2 separate regions of the Mus musculus genome follow, and region 2 is linked to region 1. Evidence: chromatin loops called from intact Hi-C (ENCODE). Cell type or tissue: heart. All regions are shown on one strand.

What was found. Hi-C counts contacts between places; a loop is a spot of excess contacts. Peaks named below come from ENCODE experiments on the same cell type or tissue, not always from the same donor. Only the 100,000 strongest peaks of a DNase experiment are listed, where the experiment ranks them.
Region 2: a loop joins it to region 1, with 2.3 times the contacts of the local background. A loop is called at or near these places in 11 of 42 quality-filtered maps.

Annotation. Positions count from the first base shown.
Region 1 is chr11:88,952,632-88,957,631 of GRCm38, reverse strand. It overlaps Scpep1 (serine carboxypeptidase 1), which reads left to right and starts at 2,190. Exons shown (of 13, transcript NM_029023.3): 1 at 2,190-2,338. The coding sequence starts at 2,263. In heart, a CTCF peak has its summit at 2,125 (motif pointing right); a DNase peak (open chromatin) is centred at 2,181; H3K4me3 peaks cover 1,416 bases; H3K27ac peaks cover 1,529 bases.
Region 2 is chr11:88,861,861-88,866,860 of GRCm38, reverse strand. It overlaps Akap1 (A kinase (PRKA) anchor protein 1), which reads left to right and starts at 2,275. Exons shown (of 11, transcript NM_001042541.1): 1 at 2,275-2,464. The region is part of intron 3 of 4930556N13Rik (RIKEN cDNA 4930556N13 gene); the gene reads right to left. In heart, no CTCF peak of the experiment used is centred here; DNase peaks (open chromatin) are centred at 2,170 and 3,320; H3K4me3 peaks cover 3,133 bases; H3K27ac peaks cover 2,778 bases.

The DNA of each region.
Region 1 (5,000 bases):
AAAACAAAAAAAACAAAAAGAACCCCAAATAAACAAACAAACAAAAAAGCTAATCTTTTCTATATTTTATTATGAAAAAATCCAAACATAGAAAATTTGAACTTTTTTGCTGCAAAACACTCTGTGGCTCATAGTCTACCACTAATATCAAACTACAATACTTTATTTTTATCTATTCATGTATTCATTCTTTCTCTTGAGATGGAGGTCTTGCTCTGCAGCCCAGGTTAGAGAAAAACCTCATGGAAATTCTTTAGCTGCAGGCTTCTGAGAACAAGGCACATAGTACAGCCTCTGGTGGTTAAGTGTGTTTGGCTCTGATCATAAAGAACATGGAAAGCTGGGCGTGGTGGCGCATGCCTTTAATCCCAGCACTCGGCAGGCAGAGGCAGGCGGATTTCTGAGTTCGAGGCCAGCCTGGTCTACAGAGTGAGTTCCAGGACAGCCAGGGCTATATAGAGAAACCCAGTCTTGAAAAAAAAAACAAAAAACAAAAAACAAAAACAAAACCAAAAAAAAGGCTAGATTTTTCAGGCATTTGGCCCCACTCATGTTGGAGCAGGAGAAAAGTAGACAGCAGACTCCCACTTCTCTGCAGCCCTGCCCTCAGTGGCAACGTAGGACACAGGATACGCACTACACTTTCTAGAAGCTATAAAATCTACAGGTTGCAAAGAAAAACATTTCTGCTGATGCATAGGAGGCATGGGGGAGGATAAAAACCTGAGTCAGGGACACATTCTTTGTTCTTGCTTTCTTTTGTGAGTTTGTTATCTTAAAACAAAGTTTGCAGAGACAAAAGTCACTTCCAGGTAGCTCTTGCTGTTGCTTGGCTCTGTGAGGTGACTCAGTACCCCTAAAATATTCCGTAAAATAAAAATTTATCTTCAGACAGACATATCATACACACACACCTCTGCAGTCCATGTTTTCTTCAAATTCCTCTCCACAAGCCCTTGATACCTTCTTTTAAATAACTGCTTTGAAGATAGTATATCACACACAGTGATGTTGACCATGCTATCAAGAGAGAAAAAGTCCACTTTTTTTTTGCTGTGTTTAAAATACATAACCAAAAGTTATAGGATCTATATAGTAATTTTTTATGAATTACTAGTATATTAATGACACATGTGATTTGATAATAATATTTTCGATTCACTTTATCTATGTGAGCGTTTTGCCTGCAGGCTTATATATGCATCATATGTATGCTTGAGGAAGTGCCAGATCCCCTGGATCATGAGATGTGGAGTTCTGAATCTGTACGCCACCATGTGGGTCTTGGGAACCAAACTTGGGTCCTTTGGAAGAGCAACAATGCCCTTAACCCCTGAGCCACCACTTCAAAGTAATGGGTTTCTGAAAATAGAATCTAGACTCTTTCTTTCTCTCTTCTTTTCTTTCTTTCTTTCTTTCTTTCTTTCTCTCTCTCTCTCTCTCTCTCTCTCTCTCTCTCTCTCTTTTTCTTTCTTTCTTTCTGTTTTTTTTTTTTTTTTTTTTTTTTTTTTTTTTTGAGACAGGGTTTCTCTGTGTAGCCCTGGCTGTCCTTGAACTCACTCTGTAAACCAGGCTGGCTTGGAACTCAGAAATCCACCTGACTTTGCCTCCCAAGAGCTGAAATTAAAGGTGTGCGCCACCACTGCCCAGCTCTAGTCTTAAAAGACCTGCTGGTTCGTGCTTTAATCTGACTTCATCTTTTCAGATGCAATTTTTTAAAATTCTAGGCCTGAGACTATGGAGATGGCTCAGTAATTTAAGAGCACTTGTTGGTTTTCCAGAGGACTCAAATTCAGTTCCCAGCATCTGCACCGGCCACTCAAAAAGCCCTGTAACCCTAGCTCCAGAGAAACCCACTCCTTCTGCATAAACCCACACATGTGGCATATACATTCATACACACATATGCACATAAAATAATAAAAACAAGTCTTAAAAGATAAAACATAAGCCTTTTGTCGGAGAAGACAAACACGGGCCGGGCTGAGGGGATGGTGGTTATCCAGTTGTAGTTTTCTCAATTCTTCCCTACTTAGTAACCAAGGTCAGATGACATATTAACTGCCTCCTTTGTAGCACCTCCCTCGAGAGCCCTTTGTAGGAGGTCCTGGGTGGGTCCGACCGGCAGAGGGAGCGCGGAATCCTTAGGAGTGTCAGGGCCCACTTAGGCTCCGCCCCTGACTCCGCCCAGTCCCCGCGCAAGCCGTCACGCGATGGCCTTTGGCTCCTGCCTGTTGCTGATGTTGCGGCGGGGTTTTCATCATGGAGCTCTCGCGGCGGATCTGTCTCGTGCGACTGTGGCTGCTGCTCCTATCGTTCTTACTGGGCTTCAGCGCGGGTAGGTTCGTGAGAAAGACGCACCAACGGTGGGTGCCTCCTTCTCGAATTTGTTGATGCGTTCGCGTTTTTCTTTTTCTTTTTTTTAAAACACATTTCTTTCTCCCGCTTCTTCCCTTGAGAAATTTATATTGTTTCTGAACCTCTTAATTTTTATTTGTGTCTTAATTCAAAGTGCCTTTTCCTGCCCCTTCCTGATGCAGGGTGATTCCTGGAGATGGAAGTGTTTGTACAGAAACGTATGGTTTCAGGAAATTGCTGATGAGTGAGACTTCACGGTCTAAAGGCCACCTCCCCTTTCTCCTGTGGTTAGCTGCCTAGTGACGTTTTAGGGTCATTTGATTGAGCTGAGATTGGAGGCCAAAGAGACCTCTACAAATCCTTGCTTTGAAACAAAGCCTGCCACCTCTGCTGGTTTAGAAGAGACAAAATATCAGCTGACTGCTCTGGCCTATTTTTGGGCAAAAAAGAATTTTGTTTTGTGGAATGACTTGCAAATTGGCACATTTTCTTTCTTTCTTTTCTTCTCGTTTTTTTCCTTTTTTTCTTTTTGTTTGTTTTTCCAGACAGGTTTTTTTCTGTGTAGCCTTGGCTGTCCTGGAACTCTCTCCATAGACTAGGCTGGCCTCGGACTCTTACCTACCAAGTGTCTGGATTAACTCTCACTTTATTAAAGGAAAAAAATATATTTTGTCTTGCCTCCATGTCTGTCTGTGTACTACTTGTATGCCTGGTGCTCTGAGAAGTCAGAAGAGGGCTTTGGATCTCAGGAAAGCGAAGGTACAGAAGTTGTGAGCTGCCATGTGAATTCTGGGAATTAAACCCAGGTCCTCTGGAAGAGCAAGACAGTGAGAAAGTGATCTTACCAGCTGAGCCATCTTTCCAGCCTTTTAATTTAATTTCTTTCTTTCTTTCTTTCTTTTTTAATTTGTTTTGTGAGTGTCAAAGGGTGTGTGTGTGTGTGTGTAGTCAGAGGACAACACGGAGAAGTCAGTTTTTCTATGATGTAGCTCCCTGTGACTGAACTAAGGGTGCCAGGCTTGGTGGCCACTGTCTTTTATCTCCTGAGTCATCTCACCACCCCTGATTTTCAGTCTTTTTTTTTTTTTCAAAGATTTATTTATTTTATGTATATGAGTACACTGTAGCTGTGCAGATAGTTGTGAGCCATCGTGTGGTTGTTGGGAATTGAACTCAGGACCTCTGCTCGCTCCATCCAGCCCTGTTCACCCCATCCCAAAGATTTATTTATTATTATATGTAAGTACACTGTAGCTGTCTTTAGACACGCCAGAAGAGGGTGTCAGATCTCATTACAGATGGTTGTGAGCCATCACTTTCAGCACTTGGGACTTGAACTCAGGACCTCTGGAAGAGCAGTCAGTGCGCTTAACCACTGAGCCACCTCTTCAGCCCCACCCCTTATGTTTTAACAGGAGTTTGTACCAGGGAAGGGAGAAAAACACCAGGGTTTACATTATGAGGGACTTGAGCCTTATCAGTCATTTCCAAGGGAACTCTAATTTCATGTTATTTTATAGATACAGCCACACCCGTAATTTTTCAGCCTGTTTTTCCTTAGATGCATCCCCACCCTGACATTGCGTACATGTGTGCATGTGTGTGTGTGTGTGTATAGATATGGAGGTCAGAAGAGAACCCCATGTGTTGACCCTCAGGAATTATCTACCTTCTTTTTTGAAAGACAATAATTTTCTCTGGTCTGCAACACCAAGTAGGCCAGACTGGCTGACCAGAAAGCCCCAGAATTCCCCTGCCTCCAGCCCTGGGATATTGAGCACAAACACAGCTAGAGATGGAGCTATGGCCTGTATGCCTCCGAGGTGAACACTCTATTGTCTGACCTGTTTTCTCAGTTTCACTCTTTGGTTTTCTTAATCTTCTTTCTCCTTCTATTTTTTTTTTCCATAAGTATTTTTTTTTTAAGATAGGGTTTCTTGTCCCCCCAGCTGGCCTGAAACTCACTGTGTGCTGAGGCTGGACGTGGACTCCTGATCCTCACTCCCTAGTCCCACGCTCACCCACCCCACTCCCCATGCCATCCACACACTTTGGCTGGGACTTGAACCCAGGGCTTGGCACAAGTCAGGCCAGATTCCACACCTGAGCTTTGCTCTCAGCCATTTTCTTTTACTGCTGGTCTTACTGTGTTGTGTTGTGTTGTGTTGTGATGTGTGTGTGTGTTAGTTGTGTGGTTTTATTTATTTATTTTTTATATGTAAGTACACTGTAGCTGTCTTCAGACACACCAGAAGAGGTAGTCAGATCTCGTTATGGATGGTTGTGAGCCACCATGTGGTTGGGATTTGAACTCAGGACCTTTGGAAGAGCAGTCTTACCTGCTGAGCCATCTCACCAGCCCCTAGTTGTGTGGTTTTGATATAGGGTCTCTCTATATAGCCCTGGCAGACCTATAACTCACTTCATAGACCGAACTGGCCCCACTGAACTCACAGATATCCATTTGCCTCTGCTTCTTAAGTTCTGGGATTAGAGAGGTGCACAAACACGCCCTACTGACTTCTCTTTGTGTGTATATCTTTCTTTTCCTTATGAGCACAATATACTGAGGTAGATGGATTACCTAAAGCATCAAGCACTGTCTGAATGGCCTGAGTGGCCATCTCCAACCTCCCCACGTG
Region 2 (5,000 bases), 91 kb after region 1:
ACAACAAACAAACAAAAACAAAGTTAATGGGCCCCAACTAAACCAAACGCTGCTTGTCTACCAGTATTCTCAGTTCTCACAGTAACTCAAGCCAGTGGGATTGTCATTCTCTGTTGTTTTCTTTCTTTCTTTTTCTTTCTTTCTTTCTTTCTTTCTTTCTTTCTTTCTTTCTTTCTTTCTTTCTTTCTTCTTCCTTCCTTCCTTCCTTTTTAAAAAAAGATTTATTTATTTTATGTATGTGAGTACCCTGTAGCTGTATAGATGGTTGTGAGCCTTCATGTGGTTGTTAGGAATTGAGTTTTTAGGACCTCTGCTCGCTCGGTTCCTGCTTGCTTTGGCCCAAGGATTTATTTATTATTATACATAAGTACACTGTAGCTGACTTCAGATGTACCAGAATAGTTCGTCAGATCTCAGTACAGATGGTTGTGAGTCACCATGTGGTTGCTGGGATTTGAACTCAGGAATTTTGGAAGAGCAATCAGTACTCTTACCCACTGAGCCATTTCGCCAGTCTCTCTGTTGTCCTTTTCTTAACCACAACGTGAGTGAGCCTCCCTCTCCCTTTAACACCCGCCAGAGTCACTGAGTGATGGGTCATTAGTTCAGTATCTAGTCTCAAGTGAATTAATTGCGTCTTGTTTGTTCCCTTACGCCACAGTCAGTCACTAATCCACTATTATTTACAGAACAGGTATGGTGGGACTTAAATTTGGGTGGCGGGGTGGTGGTAGAGAGATGGTTCCGTGGCAAGAGCACCATCCAATTTTCCAGAGGACCAGAGTTCAGTCCCCAGCCTCCTGTGGAGGCTTTAAACTGGTCTGGAACTCCAGTTCAAGAGGCTCCAACATCCTCTTCTGGCCGTCACAAGCACCAGGGACCCGAATGATAAATATACATGTATGCAGCTAACACTCATATGCATAAAAATAATCTTTAAAAACAATTTGGGCTGTGTACTTTGAGATCTCAACTCTGTAGCCCAGGGTGCTTTGAAATTGTGGTAATCTTCCCTCAGCTTTCCAAGTGCTGGCTCAAGAAATAAATGAAGCCGGGCGTGGTGGCGCACGCCTTTAATCCCAGCACTTGGGAGGCAGAGGCAGGTGGATTTCTGAGTTCGAGGCCAGCCTGGTCTACAAAGTGAGTTCCAGGACAGCCAGGGCTGCACAGAGAAACCCTGTCTCGAAAAACCAAAAAAAAAAAAAAAAAAAAAAAAGAAAAAGAAATAAATGAGTTAGACAGTAGATACTCAAAATTATATTCAGTATGCATAGTCTCTTTTTAAAACTTAAAATTCACATTTGATCACCAGTGAAGATTTTTCCCAAGTAATGGTTGGTTCTTAGTATGGTACCTTTCCTATATTTCGTTCAAAAAATGTGCACTGAAAGTGCCCTGTAATGCCAACACTTAGGGAGGTGGAGGCAGGAGGATCAGGAGTTCAAGGTCAACCTAGAACTTCCCAGCTTGAGGCCGTGAGACATGAGACACAGTCTCAGAATATCAAAATAAATAAGCAAGTAAAGGAAAGTGCCTAGGTTTTAAGGATCAGAGCTGGGCTGGTTGGCAAGTGGAACCTCCGTCGGATACAATTATCTGCAGGTAGTTTGGTTTTCTCAAGTCGTTGGGGGAGGCAGTGACTCATGGTGACCATTTCTTCGAAGGCAAACTTTGCAAAACCCCAGATCATTTAGAGAAAAGCCCCTTCGACATCACTAAAGTTGCGAAAATGAGAAATCAACTTGCCCTTGAGGGCTACACAGTATCCACATTACTGATCAACCAATGGCCACCTATTATACTCGAAAAGCTATGCTATGCTCGCAAGGTTACGGGAAAGCCAGATTCCTAGGCAAGGGGAACAATGTAGCATCGTCCCTCACCAGCCTCAGCAACCTTTTCCAGGAGAGGCACCATCCCAAGGCAGGAACCTGCCTGACACCTCTCCCCGGAGAAGAAGCAGAGACCCCGTGCGAGCCAAGTTCATTGTGCCGAGCACTCAGACACCAGGAACCCACCCCAGCCCGAGTGTGGGACGTAGGGGCCATCTCCCATGCCCGCCGTGAATATTGTTACTCTCGCGAGAGCGCCAGCAAGGCGGGCCCGTACAGCTCCGGGATGTCAGCGGAGAGCTCCTGACCGCGCCCCTCTTGGCGCAGCTGGGAGAGAGGCGCGCGCAAGTCGGGGGAGGGAGCGGCCGATGGCGCGCACGCGCAGGAGAGCGAGCGGGCGAGGGGGGCACGCCAGGGAGCCGAGGGCGAGGGGCGGGGCCTTGCGTCGCGCCGCGGGCACGTCGTTGCGCGTCCTCAGTATTTAATGTCTCTGTGTTCGCCCGGCCTGGGCTAGCACGTGGGGGAGCGGCCGAAGCGCCGTGCAGCGCTGCGGGGCAGGGCCGCTGGACTAGGTGGGGGGCCAGGGGGCGGTGGCGGGAGGATTGAGTGCCTAGACGGTCGCCCAGGAGCAGGTAAGTGACGGCTGGCACGGGCACCCGCCCGCCGGGCCCGGAGAGAGAACGAGTTGGGGTGATGGGGAGCCTGGGGTGCAGGTGCAGGGTGCGACGCGCGCGCCAGGTACTCCGGGGACCGAGAGCCTTGTGCACCGCGCCTGCTGTCAAGCGGGCGGGTCTGTGCCTTGATGACCCGCGCGCCCCGCTGGTCTTTCCCGGTCCCAGGGCTGCTGCTGACAGATCGCGTGCGCTGAGCTCGGGGCGCTGCTTTAAGCCGCTGCTTTCCCCTCCCATCCCCCCTCACGTCACTGGCCTCTAGGATGGAGGTGAGGGCGCAATTCCCCGGGCGCTCCGGTGCGCCTCAACTTTCCCAATGCTGGCTCACCCTTCTGGGTAGCCTGCCCGAGCGCGTCCCAACCAAGGTCGTCTAGTCTCGCTAGCGTTTACTTTTCAAAGGTCGTGTGTACCCAGTTTACGCGTGGAGAGGAGGCACTGGGGCGGTCTCTGCCAAGGACCCAGTGCCCAAGGCGGGAGAGGAGGTCCTTGGGGACCCCTTCCCTTCCTAACTTTCTAACTGCTGGGCCCAGTTGACTCTGGGTTGGCCCGGCAGTGGTGGCAAACCGGAGCAGGAAGACACAATTCCTGGAGTTCAGTGCCGCGAATTATTGGAGCGGACTCTGCCGTTGTAGCGGGGAGAATGGGATGCAAGACAGGTCCCAAACCTTTTGGCGGTGGAGAGACCATAAGACCAATTAGGATCCGGAGGTCGTGAGCTTGGGTGTCCGAAGGGAATTAGAGTTTGTGGCCCCATAAGCATGTCCTAAGAGGTGGGAGACCTCTAGCTAGAGGTGCCCGCTGACTTCTTGCGGGGGTGGGGAGGTCCAGGGTCACGTGTCGCGCCCCACCTTTCTTTCCGTCCCAGGACAGTGATCTGGAGGGACTTTGCAGGGGTCATGGGGGGACTTTGCCAGGGTTATAGGTAAAAACCTGCGTAGAGAAGCCTCCATACGCGTAAAGGAGCCTACATTCTGGTGTCAACTACTGCTGTGTCCTATCTTTTCCTGTTTCCTTTCTCCGGGAGGGAAGGTGCTGATAGTCAGGGGCTGTGCAGAAGGGACCTCTGAGACGCCCTGTGCCTAACCGGACCTTTTCCCTCCGGGAAATGCCTCGAGCAACTAGTACCTTTCCACCCTTGGGCTGTGGTTAACACAAACCCGGTGGACTTCGCTCCAGGTGAGAGTGGAGGCTTCTCAAACCGGTAAGGTCGGGTGTATGTGTAGGGCAATTAGTAAGGTTTAAACTGCCTATCTTTCCGCTATTGAAGTCGAGGCTGCTTGGGGTTTAAATTTAACGCCTGCAGTGACAACAGGGTTGCTGGACCTAATGTAACCATCTCGGTTGGTGTGCTACCACCCTCTGTATCCGTGTGTTGCAATTACAATTGCTATTGCTTCGGGAAATCAATCTTACATGCTCATTTAACTGCAGAGTCCTTCCCAAATTAGTAACCGTGGGGTTTTTGGTTTTGTTTTAAACGCTTAACTTTAGAAAGCGAGGCTTAGAAAAGCGAGGCTTAGAGTCTACGGGCTTCCTACCCATTCCTCTCTTAAAGGCACAAAGCATCTATAAACTCTGTGAACGAGTTGCTCTCCTGCCAGAGTCTTCTCTGATTGGCATTTAAGTGTTTCACCTTCAGATTATTTAGGACTCTTTTAGAGCCCAAGGAACAAGTGAGATTATGTTTGGGGAGCTTTCTGGACTTGTTGTCGAGCCTTCTTTCGCTTCTAACCTGTTTTGTAGGTTCTGGGTAATTCCTGGGTGTAGTCTTGTGAAATAGAAAGAATGGCCTTGGGTTAGAGGACATTCTCCTACCCTAAGGGTGTATGCAAATCATTAAAGCTTCTGGTTAGGTTGTTAAATCAGAAGGCTTTGTTCTGTAGAGTGGGTCAGTAGCTATCCAACCCAGTGGGTGAGACCTGATGTAAATCTAGTGAGTTTGCCTCTACTTGGGGAGTTCTCCCATCTCCCAGCTAATTGTAGGAATTGCATTCACCCTTGGCCTCTGCTGGGTGACAGCAGAGATACAGGTATCAGTTGTCTGTTGCCTGCTCAGATGCTGGAAGTGATGTGTCTGAGCATCAATACTTTAAAACAATCTGTCTTGCTACCTGGTAACCCAGATTATATGTGGACCTGGGCCCCAGGCTGGTCATAGCTAGAGTTTGTGGAAGGTAGTTTTAGCTTCCAGTTTTCTTCTTCTCATCCTAAACATGGATGGAGATCATCATATTTAAGACTTGGGACTATTTGTAGCAGAGGATGGCCTAGTCGGTCATCAATGGGAGGAGAGGCCCTTGGTCCTGGGAAGGCTCTATGTCCCAATATAGGGGAATGCCAGGACAGGAATGGAAGTGGGTGGGTTGGGAAGCAGGGGGAGGGGGAGGGGATAGGGGATTTTCGGAGGGGAAACTAGGAAAGGGGATGACATTTGAAATGTAAATAAAGAAAATATCTAATAAAAAATGGAGTAATAATAAAAAAAAGACTTGGGACT